Linked DNA regions of Homo sapiens: region 2 is linked to region 1. Evidence: read pairs that join two places in POLR2A ChIA-PET (ENCODE). Cell type or tissue: OCI-LY7. All regions are shown on one strand. Each heading gives the region's core, and the rest is flanking DNA. Links, peaks and the distances in the headings are about the cores only.

The links. ChIA-PET counts read pairs that join two places held together with the same protein. Peaks named below come from ENCODE experiments on the same cell type or tissue, not always from the same donor. Only the 100,000 strongest peaks of a DNase experiment are listed, where the experiment ranks them.
Region 2: POLR2A ChIA-PET joins it to region 1 with 6 read pairs; 7 of 35 experiments call an interaction of 5 or more read pairs at or near these places.

Annotation. Positions count from the first base shown.
Region 1 is chr3:177,348,730-177,354,111 of GRCh38, reverse strand. No RefSeq gene overlaps it. Among named protein-coding and RNA genes, the nearest start is that of LINC00501, 57 kb to the right of the region's middle. RefSeq lists an enhancer at 2,346-2,405. In OCI-LY7, for the core only: no CTCF peak of the experiment used is centred there; DNase peaks (open chromatin) are centred at 1,455, 2,131 and 3,251; H3K4me3 peaks cover 2,487 bases; H3K27ac peaks cover 2,525 bases.
Region 2 is chr3:177,266,731-177,272,112 of GRCh38, reverse strand. No RefSeq gene overlaps it. Among named protein-coding and RNA genes, the nearest start is that of LINC00501, 25 kb to the left of the region's middle. In OCI-LY7, for the core only: no CTCF peak of the experiment used is centred there; no DNase peak of the experiment used is centred there.

The DNA of each region.
Region 1 (5,382 bases), core at 214-5,213:
AGACAGGAGAATCACTTCAACCCAGGAGGCAGAGGTTGCAGTGAGCCAAGATCAAGCCACTGCACTTCAGCCTGGGCAACACAGCAAGACCCCATCTCAAAAAATAAATAAATAAATAAATAACCTCCATACTGCTAAGTCCAGTGGTCAGTTTTTAGGGTGATCCTAGTTAACTTCTCTGCAGCATCTGATACAGCTAATTACAGGTTCCTTCCGGAAACACTTTCTTCACTTGGTATCTGGGTTGCTACTCTATTGATCTTTCTCCTCCTTCACTGACTGCACCTTCTCAATCTCCTTGCTAATTCCTTTGCTATACCCATCTTCCGTCATCTGAATATTGGAACACTCCACATTCAAACCCTACAGCTGTAATGTTAAAATAGATCCCTAACCTGACTGCCTCTTACACCTCCACTGCTGTTACCCTGGTCTAAACCATAATCTTCTCTCCTGGTTATTGCAACAGCTTCCCAACTGATCTTCCCACCTCTACCCTTCAGTGTGTCCACAACACAGCAGCCAAGGGGTCCTTTGAGAACAGAAGATGGGCCATGTTACTCTGCTGCACAAAACCGTCCAGTTGCTGTTTGATGGAGTCAAAGCCAAAGTTCTGACGGTGGCATTCAAGGTCCTACTATATCGGGTCCCGCTGCCCAGCGTCCACCCGCTCCCAATCGCCTTCCATCCACTTGCTTTCTCACTGCATTTCAGCACACAGCCTTTTTGCTGTTTCTTAAACACAGTAGTTGCTTCCTGTCTCAAGACCTTCCAGATATGCATTGCTTCTGCTTGGAAAGCTGTTCCTCAAAATGTGTGTATGGCTTGCTCCCTTTATCAGCTCGCTGTTGTTACAATAATGCTACATAAGTGAAACATCCCCTCACCTTCTCAGAGAGGGCTGTCTATATAAAATGCAGCCCCCTATTCCCACTCCCAGCATAACTAAAGCTCCCTATCTCACTTGGGTTTTCTTATAGTTCTCATCACTTTCTAATATGCTATATAATGTTCATCATTCATTTTCCCCTACATCGTAGCCTCCATTTTATTTACTGACATATCCCCAGCTCTTAAAAACAGTGCCCGATATTCCTTACTTGGCATGCATTAATTATTTGCTGAATAAATATCAAATCTCAGAATGACAGTTTACAGCCCAGAGCCTAGAATTTTGCTATGGAAGAGTGGGCAATAATTACAGCAGAGATGGAACTAAAGAAATAAGAGGCCATAGTTTTCCAAAGACCTTGTATGTTATGGATACTAAGGTGTTTGGGTTTTACCCTACAGGGAATGGAAAAGCAATGAATCTTTTAAGCAGTGAACTGTCATGATGGTGAATGTGCCTAAAATGGCTCTGGAAACATCGTGGAATAGAATAGGGTACAGCCTGGTGGCTCAGAGCCCATGTGGCTGGCTGTGGGCAGTTGGACTGATGAGCAGGAAGCTTTATTTGAGTCTCTGAATTCAAGCTGTGTGAGCAGTTGCTAACTTTGCTCATTGGCCTACCTGACAAGGGCTCCCAGAGTGTGCCAGAAAGAAAATATGAAACTCCGACGTTGGGAAGGAAGCCCTCTTAGCCAGACTTCTTTCAACTGAGCCTCAGACTACTGGTATCGCCTGAGTGTGTATTGTTAAGAATAACAATCACTTACCCTTATATAGCCCAAAAGAGCTTAAAAAGGATTTTCCCAATCATTTCATCTAAGACTCAGAGATCCAAAGTACTCTAGCCAGTATGTTTAAGTATCTAGCCACTTCACTGGTTAAGAAAGGAAAGAACACTTATGTCCTGAAATATACTAGAACAATTTCTGGTGAATTGCTACGAATATAGTTAAAATACACTGGGGCCTACTTTTATGCTTCTAACAAACACTGTGTTGGACCTTAAATTTTCAGAGATCAAAGGTTAGTGTTATGTTCAACCTGTTCCCCTGAGTTCTTTACAATCCATCAAAAGACTCTGCTCTCCCCAGTTTAGTCACTTAAGTAGGTGAACAGGGACACACATAAAGGCACTAACAGGTAAAGTAGGTGCTTTCCCCAGTTATTTCTACATACAGTAAGAGATTATACTTTACTTCCCCCAACCACTGAGAAAGCATTCAGGCTTATAAGTATATTTATAGGGCTACCAGGAGTTCCCCGTTAGTCCCCCGAACCTTTTACATACCCCTGAAAAGGTTTGTTTCTACATAAATAGTCTTTAATGCACGCCCATGCCCTTCTTTCTTGGCAGAAACCCAACTTGGTCATGCCTGTATTTGAATGTTACAGCCCAAGCAATTCATTTTATATAGATACACAGACTTTCATATCTGTAAGAGGCTTTAGATATTACCTAATGTGTCTAACCTGTTCATTTTTCTTATAAGAAAACTAAGGCTCAACAAGCAAAGGGCAGGAACAGGGAAAGAAAACTGATGCCTACGAAGCTACTGCCCTGATCCAGGCCTGGGGCAGGCAGAGCTCCATACATGACTGCCTTTGTTCCTCCCTGGGGCAAAAAATCCTTGGCGTAGATATATTAGTCAGGGTTTTGTACAGAAACAGAACCTATAGGATATACATACAAGATTTACTTTAAGAAATTGTCTCACACAATTATGGAGGCTTGGCAAGTCCACAATCTACAGGGTGGCCATTAGGCTGGGGACCCAGGAAAGCACTAATATTGCAGATCAAGTCCAAAGGCCAGCTGCTATCAGAATTCCTTCCTGCTTGGGGAGAGCTATTCAGGCCATCAACTGATTGAATGAGGCTCACCCACATTATAGAGAGCAATCTGCTTTACTTGAAATCCACCAATTTAAATGTTAATCTCATCCAAAAACACCCTCACAGAAACATCCAGAATAATGTCTGACCAAATCTGATCACCACTGACCAAGTTGAGACACAAAATTTATCATCACAGTAGATAATATAATTTTGCAAATGTAATTTTAAAACTGGACCTCAGAAAGTCTGAATGACTTAGCCAAGGCCACCGGATGATTAGATGAGACTAGAACTCAGAAGTTTTAAGTCCCTGAAGATCCTCTTTCTACTAAATTATGTTTTGTTCGCAAATGAAAATAACATTTTTGAGTACTTAATATCCTAACATTTGCCAGGCTCTGTGTTAAGTATATATAAGTTCCCATTTAATAGAGCACCATCATATAGAAAAATAAATGGAATCTTAGAAACGTTGAATAACAAGCCCAAAGTAGCAAACAAGGGATGTAATTTGAATCTAGGTCTATGTCGTTCTAATACTTCCTGCCATCTGGCAGTTTTTAATGATATATTTCCTGTTACTTTTTTTTCTTTTTTCTTTTCTTTTTTTTTTTTTTTTTTGAGACAGGGTCTCACTCTGTTGCCCAGACTAGAGTGCAGTGGCATAATCATGGCTCACTGCAGCTTCGACCTCCCAGGCTCAAAGGATCCTCCCATCTCAGCCTTCCAAGTAGCTGGGACCACAGACGCGAACCACCATGCCCGGCCTACCACTCATCTTTCTCTAAGTTAGGCAGGATGTAATTTCTTTCCAATTGTTTTTTTCAATGACCTAGAGTCTTCCTCAACTAAGAACATTCCTTCAGTTCAAAGTGAGTTTCAAATATCAGATGTGCATACAAGATGAGGAAACTGATTGTAAAGAAATATATACACTCTTCCACGTCAATATGAGTATTGTCTCAAATAAAAAAGCTACCCCAGGCAACAATACACTCATTCCATTACTCAAAACTTTTCTATGGCTCCTCTCTTGAAATTGCCTTCAGGGTCTATATCCTTTGCTTTTCAGAAGTAGTTTTAATGTTAGCAAATGTTCGTTCTTTGATTTCATTTTTGGGAAACAGCCCAAAATCATCTGGTGCCAAATGTGGTAAAGGAGGCACATGATCAAGCTAATACAGATTAGATTGAGTTTTAAAATGAGGTGTGACTATGAAAGAAGGAGTTATTTTCTTTCTGTAGCTGGAAAAGTGGCTTCAAAGATAAACCAGTCTCATTTTGAGCAATAATAACAAAGTTGGAATAAATGTTTAAGTTGGAGAGGTTGCTTTTCAAGTGACTACACAGAACAGATGATAATCTGGTTTATCCTATTACTTTACGTTCACTTGAAATGTTAAAGTTGTTTTAAAAATAACATTTTTAGAAATGTTTTGGAATGAGATTCTTGTACATACTCTCGCTGGTTGGCTTTGGCCAGATGAAGACCTAGACAACAATGTGAGGGTTTACAATATCTTCGCAGTTGTAATTCAGAGAAAATGATTGAGAATTTTCCCTTTTTTTTTTCTTTTTTGAATCCTAATAATGCAAAGAGCTAATCAGACAAAGGTTTTTTCTTGGAAGTTAAGTATCCTCTACTTTTTCGCTAAGCACAAACAAAGGACATGGAGAACAGATCTCTCCCCAAAAAGAAATTAGAAAACTGCTGGTCTTTGAAAGTTTATAAAAGAGTGTCTTCCTGCTCCACAGCTGCCTTTCTTAATGTCCCCTCATAATACCCCTGTAATCCATACATGGAAATCCCCTTGGATTCCACACATAATTAACACTTGGCAGAAATAAGCAGTGCGAGCCTGAGGCTCTCTTCAATTACATTTAAGAAATTCAGATTTCCATGGGAGTGTTAGGGGAGGGAGAATTTAGACCCCACCACTCTCACAATATTCCCAGTTGCATGAATTTATAAAAATGTCTTCAGCCAGTCCAAAGGTCTTTATTGAGCATCTGCTATGTGCAGGGCATTGTGTATGTGTTGAGGGAGACACAAAGTGATGTCAGACAAAATTCCAACTCTTGTACCTTTCACCGAGGTCACTCCAGGTTCTAAATTTGTGAAAAGGGGAAGAAATGACTGACAAGTTGGAAGGGACAAAAAAGGCTTAACAGAGAGGTGGGAGATGAGCTGTACTGAAGCATGGTTAAGACACAGAGGGCTAAAGTTGGGGGAGGGCATCTTAGGCCAGAAGAATAACAAGACACCAGTGGTGGAAATGGAAAACATGTAGTGAAGATAGCACATGGAGCCTGAACGGGGAAGTCTTACAAGACAGGGTAAGGACAGAACTTTGGGAAGCTGCAGAAGCCTGTTTGATATTCAGCATACATTTAGGGAGCTGACTGCTTAGTTTTAAGCACTGTTTTGGCTGACCATGGGAATTTAAGGAGTCCGTTTTTTTTTTTTATTGTATGTATTTAAGGTATATTGCATGATGTTTTGATATACTTAAATAGTGAAATGGGTACTATAGTTAAGAAAATTAACAAATCCACTCTCGTGTAATTTCCCTTTTGTTGTTGTTGTTGTTTGTTTTGTTTTGTTGTTTTGAGACGGAGTCTCACTCAGCCGCCCAGGCTGGAGTGCAGTGGCAT
Region 2 (5,382 bases), core at 56-5,055, 82 kb after region 1:
GAGGGAGAGGCGCGAGCCTGAACCGGGGCTGCGCGCGGCGCTTGCGGGCCAGCTGGAGTTCCGGGTGGGCGGGGGCTTGGCGGGCCCGCACTCAGAGCAGCCGGCCGGCCCTGCCGGCCCGGGCAGTGAGGGGCTTAGCATCCGGGCCAGCGGCTGCGGAGGGTGTACTGGGTCCCCCAGCAGCGCCAGCCCACCGGCACTGTGCTTGATTTCTCACCGGGCCTTAGCTGCCTTCCCGCGGGGCAGGGCTCGGGACCTGCAGTCCGCCATGCCTGAGCCTCCCACCCCCTCTATGGGCTCCTGTGCGGCCCGAGCCTCCCCGACGAGCGCCACCCCCTGCTCCACAGCGCCCAGTCCCATCGACCACACAAGGGCTGAGGAGTGTGGGCCCACGGCACCGGGACTGGCAGGCAGCTCCACCTGCAGCCCCGGTGCAGGATCCACTGGGTGAAGCCAGCTGGGCTCCTGAGTCTGGTGGGGACGTGGAGAACCTTTATGTCTTGCTCAGGGATTGTGAATGCACCAATCGGCACTCTGTATCTAGCTCAAGGTTTGTGAACACACCAATCGGCACCCTGTGTCTAGCTCAGGGTTTGTGAATGCACTAATCGACACTCCATATCTAACTACTCTGGTGGGGTCTTGGAGAACCTTTATGTCTAGCTCAGGGATTGTAAATACACCAATCAGCACTCTGTATCTAGCTCAAGGTTTGTAAACACACCAATCAGCACCCTGTGTCTAGCTCAGGGTTTGTGAATGCACCAATCGACACTGTATCTAGCTGCTCTGGTGGGGCCTTGGAGAACCTTTGTGTCCATACTCTGTATCTAACTGATCTGATGGGGAGGTGGAGAACCTTTGTCTCTAGCTCAGTGATTGTAAAGGCACCAATCAGCGCCCTGTCAAAACAGACCACTGGGCTCTACCAATCAGCAGGACATGGGTGGGGCCAGATAAGAGAATAAAAGCAGGCTGCCCGAGCCAGAAGTAGCAACTTGCTCAGGTCCCCTTCCACATTGTGGAAGCTTTGTTCTTTCGCTCCTTGTAATAAATCTTGCTACTGCTCACTTTTTGGGTCCACGCTGCTTTTATGAGCTGTAACGCCCACCGTAAAGGTCTGCAGCTTCACTTCTGAAGCCACCGAGACCACAAGCCCACCGGGAGGAACGAACAACTCCAGACGCGCCGCCTTAAGAGTTGTAACACTCACTGCGAAGGTCTGCAGCTTCACTCCTGAGCCAGAGAGACCACAAACCGGGCGGGAACACCAGAAGGAAAAAACTCCGAACACATCCGAACATCAGAAGGAACAAACTCCAAACACGCCACCTTAAGAGCGGTAACACTCACCGCGAGAGTCCGCAGCTTCATTCTTGAAGTCAGTGAGACCAAGAACCCACCAATTTCGGACACACTGTCACCACTGTTTTGAAGTTAGATATTCAACACTTGAGGATGGCAATTCCTTCAAACTAGAATAAAAACAGATGCACTGTTGCTGTTCCATCCTTCTATATATACATGTCATAAGCAATGCACTTTCAGACCTCTGCCCTTGGGACTGGCACCCAGGAATTTTCTCATCAGGCCAGTTCTGCTGCATGGTCTGGAACTGGCAGCAATGGTGGCAACTCTCTCATTAGGGTAGTGCTTTGGTATGGCTCTCGACTTTATTGAGACTTAGCCATTTACTCCAGCCTTCTCAATGATCCCTTCAACTACCTAACATCTTTTATTCAATTTATTTCAGCTACAATTAGCCAGGGTGAACTCTGTTATTTGAAAACGAGGTATGAGGCGCGGTGGCTCACGCCTGTAATCCCAGCACCTTGGGAGGCCGAGGCGGGCAGATCACGAGGTCAGGAAATCAAGATCATTCTGGCTAACACAGTGAAACCCCATCTCCACCAAAAATACAAAAAATTAGCCAGGCGTGGTGGCGGGCGCCTGTAGTCCCAGCTACTGGGGAGGGTGAGGCAGGAGAATGGCGTGAACCCGGGAGGCGGAGCTTGCAGTGAGCCGAGATCGCGCCACTGCACTCCAGCCTGGGCGACAGAGCAAGACTCCGTCTCAAAAAAAAAAAAAAAAAAAAAAAAGAAAACAAGAGCCTTGAGCAATATAGTAGTTAATAGCAGATGTGGTGATGGGCAACAGACCTTTCAAGAAATGCTTATGTGATGTGGTCAGGCTAAAAGGCAGCGAGGATCCAGACCACGGCAGCAAGGGAGAGTGAGTTACCTAAATGATCACTTGGCCGTGTGGAATGAGGAGCCTATCAAAGACAAGCGTTTCAGGGACCAAATAATCATAGTTATACAAGAGACAAGAATAAGAAGGCATGTGGAAGATTAAGCTGGACGCTTCTAACTGTTACGAGAACAAAAAGACAGTGGGATGGTTAATGTGATATGTCATTGGCTAGGCTACAGTTCCAAAATACGTGGTCAAATGCTAGTCTAGATGTTGCTGTGATGGGTTTTTTTGTTTTTGTTTTTGTTTTTTGTTTTTGAGACGGAGTTTCACTCTGTCTTGCCCAGGCTGGAGTGCAGTGGCACCATCTCAGCTCACTGCAACATCTGCCTCCCAGGTTCCAGCAATTCTCCTGCCTAAGCCTCCCAAGTAGCTGGGATTACAGGCACCTGCCACCACGCCCAGCTAAATTTTTGTATTTTTAGTAGAGACGGGGTTTTGCCATGTTGGCCAGGCTGGTATTGAACTCCTGACCTCAGGTGATCCGCCCGCCTCGGCCTCCCAAAGTGCTGGGATTACAGGCATGAGCCACCACACCCGGCCTGTGATGGTATTTTGTAGGATGAAATTAACATTTAGATTGCTAAGCCTGTAAACCCAGTAGTTTGGGAGGCCGACGTGGGTGGATCACCTAAGGTCAGGAGTTCAAGACCAGCCTGACCAACATGATGAAACCCTGTCTCTACCAAAAATACAAAAATTAGCTGGGCATGGTGGCAGGGACCTGTAATCCCAGCTACTCGGGAGGCTGAAGCAGGAGAATTGCTTGAACCTGGGAGACAGAGGTTGCAGTGAGCCAAGATCGTGCCATTGCACTCCAGCCTGGGTGACAAAGTGAAACTCCATCTCAAAAAAAAAATAAGAGAGAGAGATACCTGTGATCAGGTGACTGAGAAGAAAAACATTCCAGTTTAATTTACTGTTGACTCCATAGCACATGGCAATACTAAGAAGCACCCTACAGGAACCTCTGTGTTGTAGAAGTATTTTTCTTTTTCTTTCTTATCTTTCTTTCTTTCTTTTTTTTTTTTTTTTTGAGACTTTTTTTTTTTTTTTTTAGAATCTTGCTCTGTCTCCCAGGCTGGAGTGCAGTGGTGCAATCTTGGCTCACTGTAACCTCCACCTCCCAGGTTCAAGAGATTCTCTTGCCTCAGCCTCCCGAGTAGCTGGGACTACAGGCGCATGCCACCAAGCCCGGCCAATTTTTTGTATTTTTAGTAGAGATGGGGTGTCACCGCATTAGCCAGGATGATCTCGATCTCATGACCTCGTGATCCACCCACCTTGGCCTCCCAAAGTGCTGGGATTACAGGCGTGAGCCACGCACCCGTCTATAGAAGTATTTTTCTACATCCACATTATGTAGCAGCATTTCTTTGTCACTTTTTAATGTAGCTCAATAACCCCACTTGCAGAAGTGCACTGCCATAGCATGCCAGTCCCACTCAGGGGTGACCTGGTGGTCAGTGTAGAAAAATAAATATTCCCAATGGGCATAACTTAAAATAGTACATCTCACAATCCATTTATCTGGAAAGAAAGATGAGTTGCAGGTCAACATTAATTTGTAGCCAATAGCTAATAATGTCACTGGATAGTTAGGGACTTGGGAGTAATAAGATTGGAGGATTGGTGATAAAGAGAACTGGAGCAAAAACCCCTCAGCCTAAGTCTAGAGTTGAAGAATAGTTGTGTCCCATGTAAAGACCCATATAGATTGGCGTTGTGCGAAAGATTTTCAATAGATGGTTAGACAAGACCAATGAACAGATAAAAAAAAAATGTGGTATGTATACACCATGGAATACTATTCAGCCATAAAAAATAATAATAATAAAGTATTTTGTAACAATTTGAATGGAGCTGGAGGCCACTATTCTAAGTGAACTAGCTCAGGAATGGAAAACCAAATACCGTATGTTCTCACTTATAAGTTGGAGCTAAGCTATAGGTATGCAAAGACATACAGAGTGGTGTAATGGACTTTGGAGACTCAGAATGCAGAGGTTGGGAGGTGGGTGAGGGATAAAAGACTTCATATAGGGGCCGGGCATGGTGGCTCACACCTTTAATCGCAGTACTTTGGGAAGTTGAGGCAGGCGGATCACCTAAGGTCGGGAGTTCGAGACCAGCCTGACCAACATGGAGAAACCCCATCTCTACTAAGAATGCAAAATTAGCTGGGTGTCGTGTTTTGCGCCTGTAATCCCAGCTACTTGAGAGGCTGAGGCAGGAGAGTCACTTGAACTGGAGAGGTGGAGGTTGCGGTGAGCCGAGATCGTGCCATTGCACTCCAGCCTGGGCAACAAGAGCCAAACTCCGTCATGTGAGCCACCAAGCCCTGCTGAAATCAATATATTTTAGATATGCATTTGTCTACCTGGTCTACCAAGCTTCTCCCAGAAACACCATCTGTAGACTTACCAAGTGCTTTACTCACTGTCACTGTAATTACATAACATTGCTTCTGACCAGGGATCTTACTGAATAGCAAAATGATTAGGACAATGAGTTGAAGCATTTAGGATGCACTAAGATTTCTAACCAGAAGCAGTTGGCTTCATAAAACAGTGAAGTGACCTACTGAAGATTTAGTTTTGGTGCCTATTGGGAAATATCTTAGAAAGTTCAGACACCATCCTGTAGAATACAGTATATGCTCTAAAACAACCACCAATATGTGGTATTTTCTCTTCCACGGCCAAAACAAGTGAGCACTTCTTAGGCACTAAGAAGTGAAAATAGGAGTGACATTTCTCACTATTTCCTGAATGGCCCACTAATAAAATTTTTATTTCATATCCTTTGACACACAGTGTGGCCATAGAATAATTTTTTTTTTTTAATTTAGAGACAGAATCTTGCTCTGTCACCCAGGCTGGAGTACAGTGGCACAATCACAGCTCACCGTAACCTCGAACTCCTGAGCACAAGTGTTTGTCCCACCTCAGCCTCCCAGGTAGCTAGGATTACAGGTGCATGCCACCACACCTGGCATGACCTCAAATGATCATCCTGCCTCGGCCTCCCAAAGTGCTGGGATTACAGGCATGAGCCACTGCATCAGCCTGCTATTAAAAATTTCAAGGGTAAACCAGGACTGTACTAAACAGATGAGCCTTACAGTCA